Regions from separate parts of the Homo sapiens genome. Here region 2 is linked to region 1. A link is an interaction called in ENCODE POLR2A ChIA-PET data of the cell type or tissue named here. Cell type or tissue: MCF 10A. All regions are shown on one strand. Each heading gives the region's core, and the rest is flanking DNA. Links, peaks and the distances in the headings are about the cores only.

What was found. Peaks named below come from ENCODE experiments on the same cell type or tissue, not always from the same donor. Only the 100,000 strongest peaks of a DNase experiment are listed, where the experiment ranks them.
Region 2: POLR2A ChIA-PET joins it to region 1 with 5 read pairs; 3 of 35 experiments call an interaction of 5 or more read pairs at or near these places.

The regions. Positions count from the first base shown.
Region 1 is chr7:28,353,587-28,362,489 of GRCh38, reverse strand. It overlaps a transcript of CREB5 not described here. Among named protein-coding and RNA genes, the nearest start is that of CREB5, 54 kb to the left of the region's middle. RefSeq lists an enhancer at 3,422-4,016. In MCF 10A, for the core only: no CTCF peak of the experiment used is centred there; DNase peaks (open chromatin) are centred at 3,779 and 7,759.
Region 2 is chr7:28,741,873-28,750,775 of GRCh38, reverse strand. All of the region lies in intron 7 of CREB5 (cAMP responsive element binding protein 5), which reads right to left. Among named protein-coding and RNA genes, the nearest start is that of TRIL, 210 kb to the left of the region's middle. In MCF 10A, for the core only: no CTCF peak of the experiment used is centred there; a DNase peak (open chromatin) is centred at 1,365.

The sequences.
Region 1 (8,903 bases), core at 311-8,310:
TTTATAAAGAGAAAAGGCATATGCACAATCTATTTTGCAAACTTAAAAATGACTAAAATATTTTAAGCCACTAAACACATGTGATTTCTTACTATTTTTTTCAAAACAGGAAGTGAAGCTTATCAGATTTTTCTTTTTCTAACAGTCATACTTCAGGTCCAGAGAAACAACCTAAATTAAAAATAAGTATTAATTAATTTGTTAATTTCTCTTTTTTGTGCTTATCACTAGCCAGTGCCATTGCTTGGCTGGACTATTCCCAGATGGACACAAAATGTAAGTTTCCATTCTATACAGATATTAAAATAGGGTTTGGCAAACACTAAAGGTAAAATGGGATGAAAAAAGATAGCTTCAAATGTATATTTTACAATAAGTATACTATGTACTTCTGAGAATTTGCTTAAATCAATATTTTAAGTCATATTGTTGCCCAATTCTATTAGCCAAATGTAAAGGGTTCACCACAAGGGAAGAGCTAAAACACTTTGCTAATTTATGTTTATTGATAAGGACCTGGCTGGAGGAAGAAGATTCAACTTTTACTTCAATAAAGAACTTAGAACTTAATATTCCTGCAGTGCTAGTGGGAAAATTACAATTAGAAGCTCTTTGCTGTTTTGTTAGGCTACAAATCCATGCCTCCATCCCCAGCCCCTCTACCAAAAGACACAATACAGAGTGCTATTGTTCTATGCATTGGGTCATTGGTGGGCAAGTGATCAGTCAAGAGTTTTGGCTGCAAGCAACAGAACAAACTCTGGAAATGTATTGAATGCTGTGGGAGCCCTGCTGAGTCCGCAGGAGGCTGAAAAGAGGCCCTGAAAAAGACAGGAACCAAGAGGCTCTATGGAGTTTGAAAGCAGGCCCCAGAGGAATAAACTCAAGCAGGAACCCTGAGGTCAGCAAACTGCTGCATGTTTTTATCACTTCTTCCACTCAAGAGTCAACACCCTGGAAGAAATTATTTGGCCAATGTCAGGTCATATGCCCACCACCTAGCTGGGCTGGGGCAGGGAAAAGGATGTGGCCTCTTTTGCTTCCTTAGAGAGGCATCTGGATTTATGTTGCCACCAAGGCCTCACAATGATTGGAGGGAAGAAATTCTCAAAAAGAAAACTGGTGTGTAGGCAGCCAAAGCAATATGAACATTGACTCATGTAAAATTAGGAAGGGTTGATGATGAAGGACTGCAAATATGTAGGAAGGATTCTAGAAAGAGCCATAACGGGAACACTGAGCATGAAATAGGCTATGAACGCAACATATGCCAGGCACTGAGCTATGAGTTAGTTGCGCTGCTTTATTCAACCTCCGTGCAATAAGTAATCTTATTATTACAGTTATTTCTGTCCTACAGTAAGTTTTTTTTTAGCTGAGGTTTATTAAAATAAATCAGAGGTGTTTAGCCTCAGGACTATTGACATTGGGGGTCAGATAATTTTTTGTTGTGGAGGGCTGTTCTGTGCATTACAGGATGTTCAGCAGCATCCCTGGCCCCTATCTACTAGATGCTGGTAGCACCCTGCCCCTCAGTGGTTACAACTAAAAATGTCTGTAGACATTGCCAATATCCCTGGGGTCAAACAAAGCTTCCCCCAGTGGAGAATCACTGACAAAAACTATTTTTCCCATCACACACCACTAGGAATGATTGCTCCCAGACCAGTACCAACCCAGAACACAAACTGCTAACTATGCTTGTGACAGACTACACGTTTTATAAGGCACTTTCTATTTTTTAAGTGTTATTACATATTGAAAAATTATATATATTTATGGGGCACAAAGTGATATTATATGTATACAATGTGGAATGATTGGATCAAGTTAATTAGCTTATCTATTACCTCAAATTCCATTTATTCCTCCAGTCTAACTGAAATATTGTACCCTTTGACCACATCTCCCTATTTCCCCCACTCTCTGCCTTTCGTAACCACCACAGTACTCTCTGCTTCTGTGAGTCTGACTGTTTTAGATTCAACATATAAGTGAATCTAAAACATGTAGTATTTGTCTTTCTGTGCCTGGCTTATTTCACTTACCATAATGTCCTCCAGGTTCATCCATGTTGTTGAAAATGACAGAATTTCTTTTTAAAGGCTGAATAACATTCCATTGTGGATAGATACCCTATTTTTTAATCTATTCATTCACTGATGTAAACTTAGGTTGATTGTATAACTTGGATATTGTGAATAATGCTACAAAAACATGGAAATGCCAATATCTCTTCAACATACTGATTTCCAATTGTTTAGATATATAACCAGAAGTAGATTGTGGACCATGTGGTAATTCTATTCTTAGCTTTTTGAGGAATCTCCATATGGTTTTTCACAGTGGTTGTACCCATTTCCATTCCCACCAACAGTGCACAACTGTTCCCTCTCCACATTCTCACCAACTCTTATTATCTTTCATCTTTTGAGAATAGTCATTCTGACCGGTATGAGATGATACCTCATGGTGGCTTTAATTCGTGTTTCCCTGATGATTAGTGATGTTGAGCATTTTTTCATATATCTGTTGGCTATTTGTATGTCATGTTTAGAGAAATGTCCCTTCAGGGCCTTTGCCTATTTTTTAAATCAGGTTATTTGTTTCCTTGCTATTGAGTTGTTTGAGTTCCTTATATATTTTGGATGTTAACTCCTTATCAGATATGTGCCTTACCAGTATATTTTTTCTAATTTGTATATTGTCTCTTTACTCTGTCGATTGTTTTCTTTGATGTACAGAAGCTTTTTAAGTTTGATGTAATCCTATTTATCTATTTTTGCTTTCATTGCCTGAGCTTTTGAGGTCCAATGCAAACGATCATTGCCTAGACCAGTGTTGTGTGGTTTTCCTGCTATGTTTTCTTCTAGTAGTTTTACAGTTTCAGGTATGATGTTCAAGTATTTAAATGATCATGAGCTGATGTTTGTATATGGTATGAAATAAGAGTTCAATTTCGTTCTTCTGTACATGGATATCCAGTTTCCTCAACACCCTTTATTGAACAGACTGTCCTTTCCCCATTGTGTGTTCTTGGTATCTTTGTCAAAAATCAATTGGCCGTAAATGCACGGATTTACAAAGTACTTTCACACAGATTATTTCATTAGTGTCTCTGACAACGCTCTTATAGGGGAGGTAAGACAAGTTTGGCTGTCTTCATATTTCTTTTGAGGAAATGCAGCTTCAAAGAGATTGTGATTTGCTTAACATATCTCAACTATCTCTTTATCCAGCCAGTACTTAAAGCTTTTTTTTTTTTATTTGTTTTGTGTGTGTATTCGCTTTTTTGGGTTTTTGTTTGTTTGTTTCGTTTTGGGTTTGGGATTTTTTTCTTCCTTCTTTCCCACCCTATCCAGTGTTTTTTCCACCTACCACAGTTTTACAAATGACAGAATTTAAATTGGGAATAAATTCATTGATCAAAATATTAAAGAGAAACAAATTCTCCTGAATGATTAGCTCCTATATTTTGAAAGAAGTAAAAAGTCAGAAAGAAGAAAAGAAAGGAGAGGGGAAAAGAAAGAAGGAAAAATGAGAATGCATCTGGCTGCCCTGAGGGGTTCTCCTCACCCCTATTAACAACTCCCCAATACGTATACCAAGTCACTTTGCACCTCAAAGAACTAAGGGGGAAGAATCCTTCAGGCTTCATCTCAGGATGGCTCTATATTCCCTCTAACATGCTGAGGCATTGTTTCATTTCTGACTCAGAGGGAGGACTGACTCACAAATACCACTTTACCACTTGGTCTTTCATTGACAGTGTCATGGCCAAGACCAGGTCAAATGTAAGGCAGCTTGGAGTAAGAGATCAGATGAGCTCATGGCCCCAGGCAGGACGGCTGCAGATGCTGGGGAAAGAAAGACTTCGACAGCTGGGATGTTCGTGACTTAAAAGCAAAACAAAAGTTCTGGCTAATTGGCAATCAAGGCAAAGTCTAAAAAGAAAACAACATGCTTTGGTTAACCACCAGAGCTCCCGGCCTGTCCCATCTGCTAATAAGTGGTGACCAACAGTGATATCCAAGAACCACTAATGGTCCTGATGCTGACCGCACACCATCAGTGGTCTCTCCAGCCACAAGTGGCCGTGTCAAGTCCCAGAGACACAGCAGCTGCCTCAGCTGGGGAATGTGTGATGGTTGGGGTCCACAGGTGGGACAGTGGGAGATCTGAGAGTCGTGTGAGCAGGAGTCCCCAGTTAAACCAGCTTAGCAGCTCTTCTCCTTATGTTTTAACCCAGTGTTTATGATAAGGTAGACAGAGCCTGTGAGGTCAGCGGAGCATATTTAAGCCCCCGTTCTGATTGTCAGAGGACATGACCTTGACCATGGTCCTTCATTTCTTTTGGACTTCAGTTGTTGTGCAGACTGAAAAAAAGTGTGTATGCAAGATGCCTCAGACAATGCATGACATACAGTAGGTGCTTAGTGAAGGCTACCAGCTCCTTCACTGTAGAACCCCCAAAACTCGGGCTCTTTTTTCCACACTGGCCTCTTCCTCTGCTATCAATAAGCACATACTAAATCCAATGATATGAGTTTAAATTCTGCCCCCACCCACCTTACACCACCCATAACACCCCAAAATACCCTTTCCTTTCACTTTAAAGATCTTTCCTTTCTTTCATGAACCACAGCCACTTCCAAGAATTCCTTAATAAAAGCTCTGACTTGTGTAGAGTGGTACTAAATGCTATTCCAAGCATTTGCCTCCACAGTTAACTTCTGGCACAATACTGTATTTACTTAGTTCTTGTACATTGAAGAACTCCAATGCATATACTCCGTGTTCCCCAGGAGCATGTGCTAAGTGACATACATCCATGCACACGAAGTCACGCATCTCTAAAGCAGAGAGATAAAAGCCTAGCAGGAAAAGGAAAAGAAGGATTGAGAGTAATTTTATTTTCTTTTTCTTCATTGCTTAAGTGAAAAAAGACCCACGAAAAAAATTTTTCTTTAAAAAAATCCAGATTAATAGAATTCTTATCCAATGACTGCAAACAGCAAAATCCTAAATAAATCATACAAACACTTAAATACCAAATTTACTATACCTCCCTTCATCTTCAACAAGTTATATGGGCAGGTCCAACCTGATTTTCTCCCAGTAAAGACGTCTGCTTGCAAGAAAAGAAAGGAAACTCAGAAACCCTTTCAAATGAAAATGTAAAAATCTGATGGACATTGAAAGTTATTCCCAGAGGAAGCTGCTTTTCAAATAAGAATCTAGATCCATGCTGAAGAAAGATGTGCTGTAGAATTTGGACATCAGCAAGGTGAGATTTAAGAAGCCAGCAACACAGCCTTCCCTTAACTCTCTCTGGAGAGTGGGAAATATTCTTCAATTTAGCATTTGTTTCTTGACCCACACCAGGTAACTCCTTCTGTGGCTTTAGCGAGGGATGCAGGGAAAAAAGAAAGAGGAAAGTGAGTGTGTGCCAGGGCCCTTGGCATTTTTGTCTTATTACTTGTTACAGAACAGCTTCCTCCGCTATATAATCACGTGTGGTAGAGTTGCTGGTTGTTTCCCAGTGTCCATGTTGCCCTTCTTTATGGTGATAACACTGTTAACCCCCAGGAAAGGAGACACACTGTCAGTTCCCTTGCAGCCACAGACGGCCGTGTGACTTAGCTCCGGCTGACGACAAGTGCCATGTGGCAGCATCCAGAAACCTAATTAAGAAACAGTGTGTGTGTGCCCTTTGTCAATTCTCATCCTGTGGCCGAAACACAGCACTCCGTGTAGCAAAGCCACACACCAGGGGCAGCCTGTCTCCCTGCCCCAGGAGTACCACAGCAGCCCTAGGCCATCTACCTGTACTTTTACATGACACATAAAGGAACTTATTCAAGTGATTCCTTTGGGTTTTATCTCACTTGTAGCTGAATGCAATGCTAACCAAGACAACAGGTGAGGGTAGGTTATCACGTTCGCCCCCAAAAGCCTATTGATCGGTCTGCCCGTGGGTTTATATCTGTGGGCCAGCCTGGGTAAAGGATCAACACATGTATCACTTCACCTCTAGTTAAGTGCATTCAGAGTACCAAACCATTGCCTAAAACGACGTTGTAAAAATAAAACCTATTGCTAAGTAGAGAGGGTGTTTCACACAAACCCATGTATGCACACACATCTGTGTGTTATAATACAAATACATACCCACTTCATTGAGATAGCAGCTGTGGAAGTGGAAATCCTTCTTTCCAGCATGCTACATCTGGGTAAACTCCAAGAGCCAATTGCCATTCACTTTGTCGGAGAGTAGAAAATGACTCATTGTATCTAAAATGGGCTTAAGTGCCCCCTGATTTATTTACCTATCTGCATTCAATTAGAAAAGTGCCGTTCTTTCCTATTTATTTATAGACGTCATTTTGGTTATGCTGGTGCTTTACTCTATGTTGTTCACTTCTTCCGAACAGAGAGGCGTGTTTACAAAGCTCTTACCCGTAATTAGTGTCACTCAGTGGAACAAGGCACCTCTGTTTTATACCTGCCACAGCTGTCATGCTCTCCTCACAACGAATTGCCCTGATGGACGACTTGAGTCACTCGTTTCTTCAGAAAGTAGCATTAAAAAGTGTTATTGCAGTGGGCCTGGCACTCAGGGAAGCCATATCAGGTGTTACGCTCTGTGACAGCCCCGAGCTCAGAGAGAGCCTCCTCTTATTACATTTCCAGTTAATTATTCCTGTACTTTTCAATAGCTGCGTGTCATAAAAATGCGGCAGGTAGTCGATTCGGATTAGCTTTATCCTGTCAGGTGATGGCAGACCTCAGATGACATGTTAATCAGTGGCTGTTGGCATGGGTATGCTGTACATGCGAATACCATTTAAGTGGTGGCAGGGGGAGCATTTTTATGGGTATATATTTCATTAGAATTTCAATAAAAGGGCTGTGTCTGTCTGAGAAAAATATAACAGGCTCCACTGCTGTGTTTAATCTTTTCTTTAGGACACTCTTCTATTAACATAAATTGCTTGAAGGAAAAGTATGTTGTAATATTTTTCTCCAAACATAAAGTCTTATTATGATTTTAAGAAATCATGTAATAAAAAAATTTCATGATTCTCTCTACTATGACTGCGGGTGTCTCAGATGAAATCACAGGCCAAATGGACTTTGTTTCATGCCATGCCAAGGGTCAGCAGAAAGAAACTGAGCCACGGCTGAAGGAATCCACCAGACCTCCTCTGTCCTGTCCAGAGCAGGTGCTGCACATGCACGCTTTCATCCCAAAGGGAGCAGGAGCTTCACAGAGCTCTGTCTTGTAACCTGTCACCATAACAGATGCACTATAGAAATGTCCTTCTCTTGCTTGAAGAATCCAGGCAGTGCATACACAGTCAAAATGAAATAGAAAATTGCAAGTCACTTGCATTAATGCATGTGACTTTCCTAGGGATGTTTTCTGCTGCAACGGAAGACATAACCAACAGTGGCTTAAACCAGAGGCACATTTACTGCTTGCTTAACAAGCCATGCGGGGGTGGCTAGGCCCCATTGGTTTAGAGGAATGCTGTCATCTGAAACCCAGGCTCTTTCCATCCTTTTGCTCCATGCAGGCATTCATCCTTACGTCTGTGACTTCACGGTTAAAAGATGGGTCCAGATGTCAGCTTCTTACACAGCCTCCTAGTGAGCTTCTCCCATTATCAACAAGTTAAACTCTCTCCCAGAAGCCTGCAGCCACACTGAGTCACATGGCTACCCCTTGCCAAATGGCTGGGAAAACAAGCATCTGGGTTCTTAAGTCTCTGGGATGTGGGCAAAGGAGGGAAGGGTTGATGAGTCAACCAACAGAGTCTGGCACAGGGAGGGCCCTGGCACTGCAGTGACGTGGGAGCTTGAATTAGGTTGTAACCTTTTGTATTAGTCAGGGTTCTCTGGAGGGACAGAACTAATAGTATAGAGAGATACATATAGAGGGGAGTTTATTAAGCATTAACTCACATGATCACAAAGTCCCACAATACGCCGTCTGCAAGCTGAGGAGCAAGGAGAGCCAGTTTGAGTCCCAAAACTGAAAAACCTGGAGTCTGATATTCGAGAGCAGGAAGCATCAGCATAGGAGAAAGACATAGGCTGGGAGGCTAGGCCAATCTAACCTTTTCATGTTTTCCTGGCTGTTTTATATCCTGGCTGCGCTGGCAGCTGATTAGATGGTGCCCACCCAGATTAAGGGTGGGTCTGCCTTTCCCAGCCCACTGACTCAATGTTAATCTCCTTTGGCAACACCCTCACAGATGCACCCAGGATCAATACTTTGCATCCTTCAATCCAATCAAGTGGACACTCAGTATTAACCATCACGCCTTCCTTCCATACTTAATTTAGACATGCAAGCACTCCTTAGTAGTACACAAATTTATTCTCTATCCTGCTGGCAGAAGGATCGTGCCTAAATTTTATTCTGATCAAGTCCCTCTTCTGCTAAAAATTCCAAATGACTTCCTGCTTATCTCCAGATATAGTCCAAGCTCCTTAATCTGCTTAATAATGTCTTTAATGGTGTCTTACTACCTCTAGAGCTTTGTGTGTCCACTTCATCACCCTTTGTGCTTGACACCTTGCTTATCTGAGCTACTTTCAGTTTTCCTACTGCACCCCATTCTCTCATTTTTTTTTTTTTGAGATGGAGTCTTGCTTTGTTCCCCAGGCTGGAGTGCAGTGGTGTGATCTCTGCTCACTGCAAGCTCCGCCTCCTGGGTTCACGCCATTCTCCTGCCTCAGCCTCCCGAGTAGCTGGGACTACAGGCGCCTGCCACCACACCCAGCTAATTTTTTGTATTTTTAGTAGAGACGGGGTTTCACCATGTTAGCCAGGATGGTCTCGACCTCCTGACCTCGTGATCTGCCCGCCTCGGCCTCCCAAAGTGCTGGGATTA
Region 2 (8,903 bases), core at 692-8,691, 390 kb before region 1:
TTACATGCTAATTAGGTGTAATAGTTTCATAGAAAATATATCTTCTCTGGGTTTAATTACCACATTGCAGAAACATCAAAATGAGGCTTAATTCATATGTTTTAATCATCTTTTACCAATTAAAATACAATAAGTATGGAAACAGCAAGCATCTCTGACTCTAATAAAAAAAGTGATATATTTCGTATTAAGCTTCTACATGTATTTCTTACATTTCTTGTGTATCACATATCTATAGTAGAGGTTAAAAATGATTTGTATATGGGGCCATTCTCTTCCTTAAAATGAGATCCACAAATTTTCTTGTCAGAAATTTATAATGTTAAGTGAAAAAGCAAGCCCAGACAACTCCATTCTATATGCCATTTCATATAAAGCTCAAAAACAAGCAAGATTAACCAGTTTATTGTTAAGATATGCATACATTTGTGATAAAACTCCTTTTAAATGCCAAAGGATGATGAGCCCCAACTTCAGGACAGTGACGACCCCAAGGGCGAGGCAGGATGGAACGTGGAAGGAACACACTGACAGTTAGAAATGACTGGTGATGCTCTGGTTCTGGGGCTGGGGGCTGGGGGCTGGGCTCATAGGTATTTGTTGTATCACTGAGCTCTACAACATAAAGATATGCCACATATATTCTCATTTCAAAAATACTAAAGGAAAAAAGAAAAAATGCATATTTCCATTTGAAATGTTGTCTATTGCTGTGACCAACAGTTAGGAAACATACTTTATCATTTACATATATTGATTTATTGTTAAAAGTTATATTTGCAGTCTAATATTATATCTAGAAAAGATATAGTGAGCTTTTTATATAATGCACGTTAAAAAAAAAAACTATCAGTTGCCAAGAATGATGTCAAATTTCAGCTCTTGGCCAACTTCTTGGCCAATTGGATTCTACTTCTGAGACATGTAAAACTATTTATCTTGCATAAAAATCTGGCAACTGCATTAAACACTTCTTCTATTCGTACTGATGTATTAGGTACCCCTAGCAACCTAATAAACACAAAATAACCTTAAAGATTGTCTTGAAAAAAATCAGCTGACTCCATCATTATGGACATTGTTGTAATGAGACCTATAAAATGCAGATGACTGATTTAAAACCAGCATCTATAGCCTTTTGTTTTAATAAATGCAACAGACAATGAACATATGGAAACTGATCCTATTTGGCCAATATACAACTGCTTCACAATTTGAAGTATCCAGTGATTTCTTGTTCAATAATAATTTCATCCACGTTATTTGTATTCAACCCACTCTCTTCTTTTAACTGTCACTTTAAGCAAGTAGACGCTCCAACCGCTGGGTGCCACTCAATGGGTTTGCAGCAGAGGAAGTAAGAGTGACTCAGATCAGAGGACTGCCTTGTAAATCAGCCACATGCAGCACTGAGACATCCATCAGGGCGGTGTGCCCTTTCCCCACTGCTGCAGTCATGAAGTCATGGGCCTGCCAAGGGGCTAAGATATTATTAAAATAAATCACTGGCCTGGAGACTTGTATTTAAATACTAATTAACTCATAAGTAAATGGGAAGGAGCTGACTTGTCTCGCCCAGAATGTTGTTTGGAAAAGTTGCTGAAATTACCACTCTGGGTTGAGGCCTCTGCTTTCACAGATGCTGAAACACTCAGAGAATAAGGGGTTGGAGCATACACCTTAGGAGGTCAGGCTTGGATTCTGCTTACAAATCCAAGTTGCAGTTGGCTCAAGGCAGTTTTAGTAGGAGCCTGAACTTTCAAGAATATTAAAGCCTCATTGATTGTTAAGTGAGACAATCAAATACATAAATCCCAGCCACCCACTCTTTGGTTGCTTTCTTTGTCCCTGTCCCTGCACAAAAGCAGCTACGACACTGGGAGAGCCCTCCAGAATAAAAACTTCATTCAGATTTTCCTCCCCTCTTGCATTTATTCCTTTCCAGGCAGAATCTCACAGAGGCTTGCAAACTCACTGTCTGGAGGGCCAAGACCTACAAACCATCTTAAAATCCTCATTGCACGCTGGGGCCTGTGCAGGCTGCTTTTCCTCACTGGCATGCCGTGGTAACTCAAATCTATCTGAGTAGAGGCTTCTTTGCTCAGCACTATGCTCCGATGCCAAGTTCTAGCTTCACTTGTTCCACAGATACTGAAGTCTCTCTTCTCAAGGATGAAGGTACCTCCACAAAGCCTGCCCTGGGTATTTAAAGAATTTTCTCCAGAACTCTGAGATTCTTCTTTTTTCATACCACTGAGCTCTAGTAATTCGTCGTCCTTGGCTTGGACACATTCTCTCTAGTTTTAGCAGGATCACACTTAGAATGCTGTCTCTGTCCTCAAGATTGCTGGCTCTGGCTTTGAGCAAAGAGCTTTTCCTTGCCCACACATTGTTCTTCCTCATAGTGACAGCTAGAGTGATAACTGGGATTTCAAAGAAGTCCTACACATATATGTGCTTGTCTCATTCATAAAATCCTGACATACCCACAGATCACAGAATTTACCACAAAATTTGGCTTGTAGAGATTTAGATTTGCATACAGTACCCATGAAGACAACTCATTTTGCTTGTCAAGAAAACAAAGCAAAACACTACACATGAGCTCTATGCTGTCCCTGTTCCCAGTGACCTGCAGACATGTTATTAAAACTCATGGTCTATTAAGTCATTATTTTTTATCCTGCTTATCCAAAGCCATCAGGTAACAAAGCAAAATCTGCAGCCAGCCACATGGCCACAGGCCCAGCTGGAATACGTTCATTGACCCTGGCCTGTGGTTCTGGCTTTCCTCCTATGGGAATGGAGACACCACCGTGAGCAGTGATTCTAGAAGGGCCTGTTAAGGACATCTTCCACAATTCTGTTCCCTCTCCTGCATCCAGCTGAGAAAGTGTGTTTCTTCAGGGGAGGGGCGCCCTTAACAAGTTAAAGGGCAAGACTGGTAAACAAAGGCTGTTTTTCAGCATCCATTACATGCTGGGAGGCTTTGATCTTCGTGTTAGGTAAAGTAGGGTCAGGATACGCTTTGCCATCACTTACAGGACAGGCACTGTGTCAGGCTGGCCAACCCAGCCTGGTGTCTGAAGCTTTCTCAGAGGGAGAGACTGGAAAAAAAACACGCTGGGACTGGTCTTCTTTGCCTGCTGTCTGGCTTCAAATTAGGGCTCAAGAATGAGTGTGTCTACTCTCTGCTCAGCTTCGGAGCAGAAAGGTGAGTCCCTTCACCACTGCAGGTTCCAGACAGCTGCCAGCAAACCCCTGTGACACAGCTTCCTTCCTCACTTAAAGGGAATTTGCTGTAACTCCCTTTGGATCGAATTCTGCTGTGCTACAGATAACTGTCTTGTTGCTCAGCCACTTTGCTATTCTAAATGCTTCTTTCTCATTATGGGACTCATTTTGGCTTCACCCTTAATGAGGAGGGATTGACACATTTATCAACTATTACAGAAGTGATGATGCTGAGAAGATTTAAATACAGACTTACAAAGAACATTGAGGCACCAAGCAGGTGCTGTGTGTGTATTTGCACACAAGTGTGTGTGCACACATTTCTGTCTCCCTGTATCTTTTCCTCTCCATCTGTCTTTCTTGTTTGTATAACATCATACACACTGGCAACCCTCATATTATTTATTTACTGCAGAGGAAAGGAATTCCACAACAGCCTCAGGAAAAAAAAAAAAAGTCTTGTTTCTAGTTTTTCTAAATGATTGAGAAGATAAGGATTTAGAAAATAAGGTATGAAAAGCCATATTTGAAATATTTCTTGAGGGGGAAGAAAAGAATCTGCCTTGTTTTGAACTGAAAACTGTTTTCTACTCTAGAGCCTCATGTTTCCACCTTCATCAGCCTTCCTGCCCTAGGAGCCTAAGAAACGTCTGGGAACCAATAACGTTTTCTCAGGGGATTTCATTACTGAAAGGGCTCATTAGGAAAGACATTAAAATACGAATTACCTCATAAACTATTTAGTTGTGTACCCAGTGGGAGTGTGCTTATTAGGGCCTGAGCTTTTCACAAATAGAGCTAATCAATTAAGCTTCATTACAAACTGAAGGGGTCTCAAACAGAATGGATAAGAGAGGGACCATCTGCAAAAGGACTTGATAGGAAGAAACCATCGCCTCTAACAACTGCTAAAGTTAATTATCAGCTTCTGGGTAGAGAAGATAATTCAAATCTTCCTGTCTTTGGACAGAATCTCTTAAGGTTCATTAGTTCCTAAAACAGTGCTTCTCACAGCTTAATGTGCTTGCGAGCTACCTGAGAATCTTATTAAAAAGCAGGTCTGAGGTGGGGCCAGGGATTCTGCATTCCTAAAGGGCTCCCCGGTGGTGCTGTGGGTCAAGGGACCCCACTTTGAGCAGCAAGGCCTTAGATTATTAAAATTTAGCTGGAAGTAGCCTTTGTGGTATTGAAACGAGCCTCTACAGACTAATGCCATGTTGAACTTACAACTTTTCTTGTTGCTTTACATAGAGTGAGAGAATGAGAAAGTTACAGGCAGACTGACCTTATAACCAAAATTTCTTTCTCTCCATGTCCCTAGAGAATTCATTTTTGCTAATATTAATGGTGGAACTTTCACGTAATACTAAAAAGGGGGCTCATTGCAAAAGTAGCTTTGTACCTCCTTAGAGATCAACTTCTAAAGGAAATTCTGGTACATTTTGAATAGTCAGATGGAAGGGGAGAGGTGGCTTTGATTTTCCCCTCAGAATGAGAAAATATTTCATCAGGCTCTGCAAATTCATGTCAAGGCACTGAGCTGAGGACAGTGAGTAGAAGCATTGATCTGGACTTCCTCCAGGAGGGCTTGAGCAGGTTCTTGGAGGAAGTGCGTGTTCTTAGGCAAAAGCAGGGAGCCAGAGCACTAAAATGTTCATCCTGAAAGCCTGGGACTTAGGTGTCCTAGCTGGTCTCTTAAAAGACAGCAACATTCACTGCCTCACTAACCACGCCACTTCTGGAAAGAAAACAGCATTGCCTCCATGGTCAGATCAAGGACTGCCAGGGGTAAGAAGGAAAGCTCTCTCCTGTCTAGACAGCTCCGGCCTGTTGCTAGAACAGCAGCATGCTCCAGAGGTGTGGATCATCTGCTCTAGCTCTTGGGGTTCTGCTCTGTAATAGCAGAATGGGTTTCTAAAGTTCACAGCCACAGCCACTGGCAGAGATGAGGTGCATCTGCGCCTGCTCCGTTCTCAGAATAGAGCTGGACACTTCTGAGAGGATCATATCACTGACACAGTGCCAAAGACCTCAGCATATTCTGAGCCTGGCTATGGATTCACAAATCAAGGCATGGAATCCCTTCCCAAATCCTGGGCTGTCCTCTAGGTCATCATCTAGCATCAAGGCTAAGAATGCAGCCAAATAAAAGCAAGCATGACATTGGGTTACAAATGTAGAGATACAGCACAAGGACCTCAAAATCTATTCCTGGTTCAGTGGCTGTCACTATTAACAAGGAAATGACTTAGGACACCTTCGTATTCCTTCCCCCAGCCTGTGTTAACAATCACACTTTCAATCAACTTCTGAGAACACTTGAATACTAGATGTTTGCCAAAACATCATTGAAAGAGCGACTACAACTTATGAATACTGTTTGCCTTCCTCTACAGAAGTGCAAGGACCAGCGTGGAGCAAGAGAGATGTTCAGGGCACAAGATTTAAAGAGATATTCACTCTCAGAATTGTGCAAATGCACAGTACACGGTCAGCATGCAGACAGCCAAGAGCAAGCTCTTTCCTATATTTGTACCCTGGGCACCTCTCTTGCCTGCTTTCAGCTTCATAAATGAACCAGTCTGCAAGCTACAATATTCTCAAGGGAGGTCTCTTCCTGAGAAAGACCAGCCCAACACAGTTAGGCTTTACAGATCCTTAGAGAACTCCCACTGGAATTCGAGATTTGATTTTGCAAAGGCAAATCATTGCATCCTGGTTAGGATTTTGTTTAAGATTTTAATATTTAAGCAATCTTCAGTTTAGGAAACTGCTATGGGCTGAATTTTGTTCCTCCCATGTCCCACCTCAAATTCATATGTTGAAATCCTAACTCCGGGACCTCAGTATGTGACTGTATTTGGAGACAGGACATTTAAAGAGGTAATAAAGGGGGCCGGGCATGGTGGCTCATGCCTGTAATCCCAGCTCTTTGGGAGGCCGAGGCGGGTGGATCACCTGAGGTCAAGAGATCGAGACCACCCTGGCCAACATGGTGAAACCCCGTCTCTACTAAAAATACAAAAATTAGCAGGGCGTGGTGGTGTGTACCTGTAATCCCAGCTACTCGGGAGGCTGAGGCACGAGAATCGCTTGAACGTGGGAGGCGGAAGCTGCAGTGAGCTGAGGTCGCATCACTGCATTCCAGCCTGGTAACAAAGCAAGACTCCATCTCAAAAAAAAAAAAAAAAAAAAAAAAAAGAGGTACTAAAGGTAAAATGAGAGGTCATATGGATGGGCCCTAATCTAATATGACTGGTGTCCTCATAAGAAAAGGAGATTAGGAATCAAATGATAGACTGGATTAAGAAAATGTGGCACATATACACCATGGAATACTATGCAGCCATAAAAAATGATGAGTTCATATCCTTTGTAGGGACATGGATGAAATTGGAAACCATCATTCTCAGTAAACTATCGCAAGAACAAAAAACCAAACACCGCATATTCTCACTCATAGGTGGGAATTGAACAATGAGATCACATGGACACAGGAAGGGGAATATCACACTCTGGGGACTGTGGTGGGGTCGGGGGAGGGGGGAGGGATAGCATTGGGAGATATACCTAATGCTAGATGACACATTAGTGGGTGCAGCGCACCAGCATGGCACATGTATACATATGTAACTAACCTGCACAATGTGCACATGTACCCTAAAACTTAGAGTATAATAAAAAAAAAAAAAAAAAAAAAAAAGAAAAGGAGATTAGGACACAGACACAGCAGAGAAGAAAGACCGGGGAAGGACACAGGGGGAAGTTGGCCATCTACAAGCCAAGGAGAGAGGCCTGAAACAGATTCTTCCCCGCACAGCCCTCTGGAGGAATCACCCCACTGACACCTTGATCTTGGACTTCCACCCTCCAGAATTTTGAGACTGGAGAAATGAATTTCTGTGGTTTAAGCTACTCAGTCTGCGGTATGTTGTTGGGATATCGCTAACAAACCAATACAGAAACAAACAGTTTCCTAAGCTTTTCGTTTTCTTTCTTTTTTATTTTTTGAAACAGGGTCTCACTCTGATGCCAAGCTAGAGTGTAGTGGTGCAATCACAGCTCACTGCAGCCTTGACTTCCTGGGCTCAGGTGATCCTCCCATTTCAGCCTCCCAAGTAGCTGGGACTACAGGTGCACACCACTATACCCAGCTAATTTTTGTATTTTTTGTAGAGATGAGGTTTCACCAGGTTGCCCAGGCTGGTCTCAAACTCCTGGCCTCAAACAATCCTTCTATCTTAGCCTCCCAAAGTGCAGGGATTACAGGCGTGAGCCACTGCAGTCGGATAGAGACAAATCTTTTTCTAAGTTTTCTAATGTCCACTTCCCTGGGTTTCCTCCCTGCCATGTTTTGGCAAAAAATAGCCTTGAATCACCAGGGACAATGAGCTATATAGCACCTTAGGGCCTACACTGTCATCCAAGTCTCAACACTCGATTAGTAAAAGCAAAATAAGCTGGGCACGGTGGCTCATGCCTGTAATTCCAGCACTTTGGAAGGCCGACGCCGGCAGATCACTTGAGGTCAGGAGTTCAAGACCAGCCTGACTAACATGGTGAAACCCTATTTCTACTAAAAATACAAAAAATTAGCTGGACATGGTGGTGCACACCTGTAATCCCAGCTACTCAGGAGTCTGAAGCAGGAGAATCGCTTGAATCTGGAAGGTAGAGGTTGCAATGAGCCAAGATCGCACCATTGCACTCCACCTTGGGCAACGAGAGTGAAACTCCATCTCAAAAGAAAAAAAAAGCAAAATAAGAAAAAGCAACAGTGTGTGATACTACTTGAAAATTTCCCAAGTATATCCTGAGAGGTGAATGAGGATTAGTGAGTAACTTATGTTTTAAGAAATCATGAATACAATTTCTAGGTGGACAAAAATGTCAGACAATGTTGGTGTTAGTAATGATGAGGAGGAGATGAAGGGTTTGCTCATTTTCTTTTCTTTCCTTTTCTTTTCTTTTTTTTTGAGACGGAGTCTTGCTCTGTGGCCCAGGCTGGAGTGCAGTGGCGCCATCTCGGCTCACTGCAAGCTCCGCCTCCCAGGTTCACGCCATTCTCCTGCCTCAGCCTCCCGAGTAGCTGGGACTACAGGCACCTGCCACCATGCCTGGCTAATTTTTTGTATTTTTAGTAGAGATGGGGTTTCACCATGTTAGCCAGGATGGTCTCGATCTCCTGACCTCATGATCTGCCCGCCTCGGCCTCCCAAAGTGCTGGGATTACAGGCGTGAGCCACCGCGCCCGGCCGGGTTTGCTCATTTTCTAATATGAAGTAAGCACATAGAATTGCTTCAATTAGTTCAGCCCTTGCAGTGGGTAGATTTAATCCTTCTGTAGGTCATTTCCATCACTCCCATCTCTGGTTTCAATGGTAATAAGAATCAATTACTCAGACATCAAAAAGTCATAATATGTTAATCAAATGTGAGAACACCACACTATGGATTTTTTTTTTTTTTTTTTTTTTAGAGGGAATCTCACTCTGTTGCTCAGGCTGGAGTGCAGTGGTGTGATCTCTGCTCACTGCAACCTCCGCCTCCCGGGTTCAAGCAATTCTTCTGCCTCCGCCTCCCAAGTAGCTGGGACTACAGGCGCACACCACCACGCCTGGCTAATTTTTGTATTTTTAGTAGAGACAGGGTTTCACCATGTTGGCCAG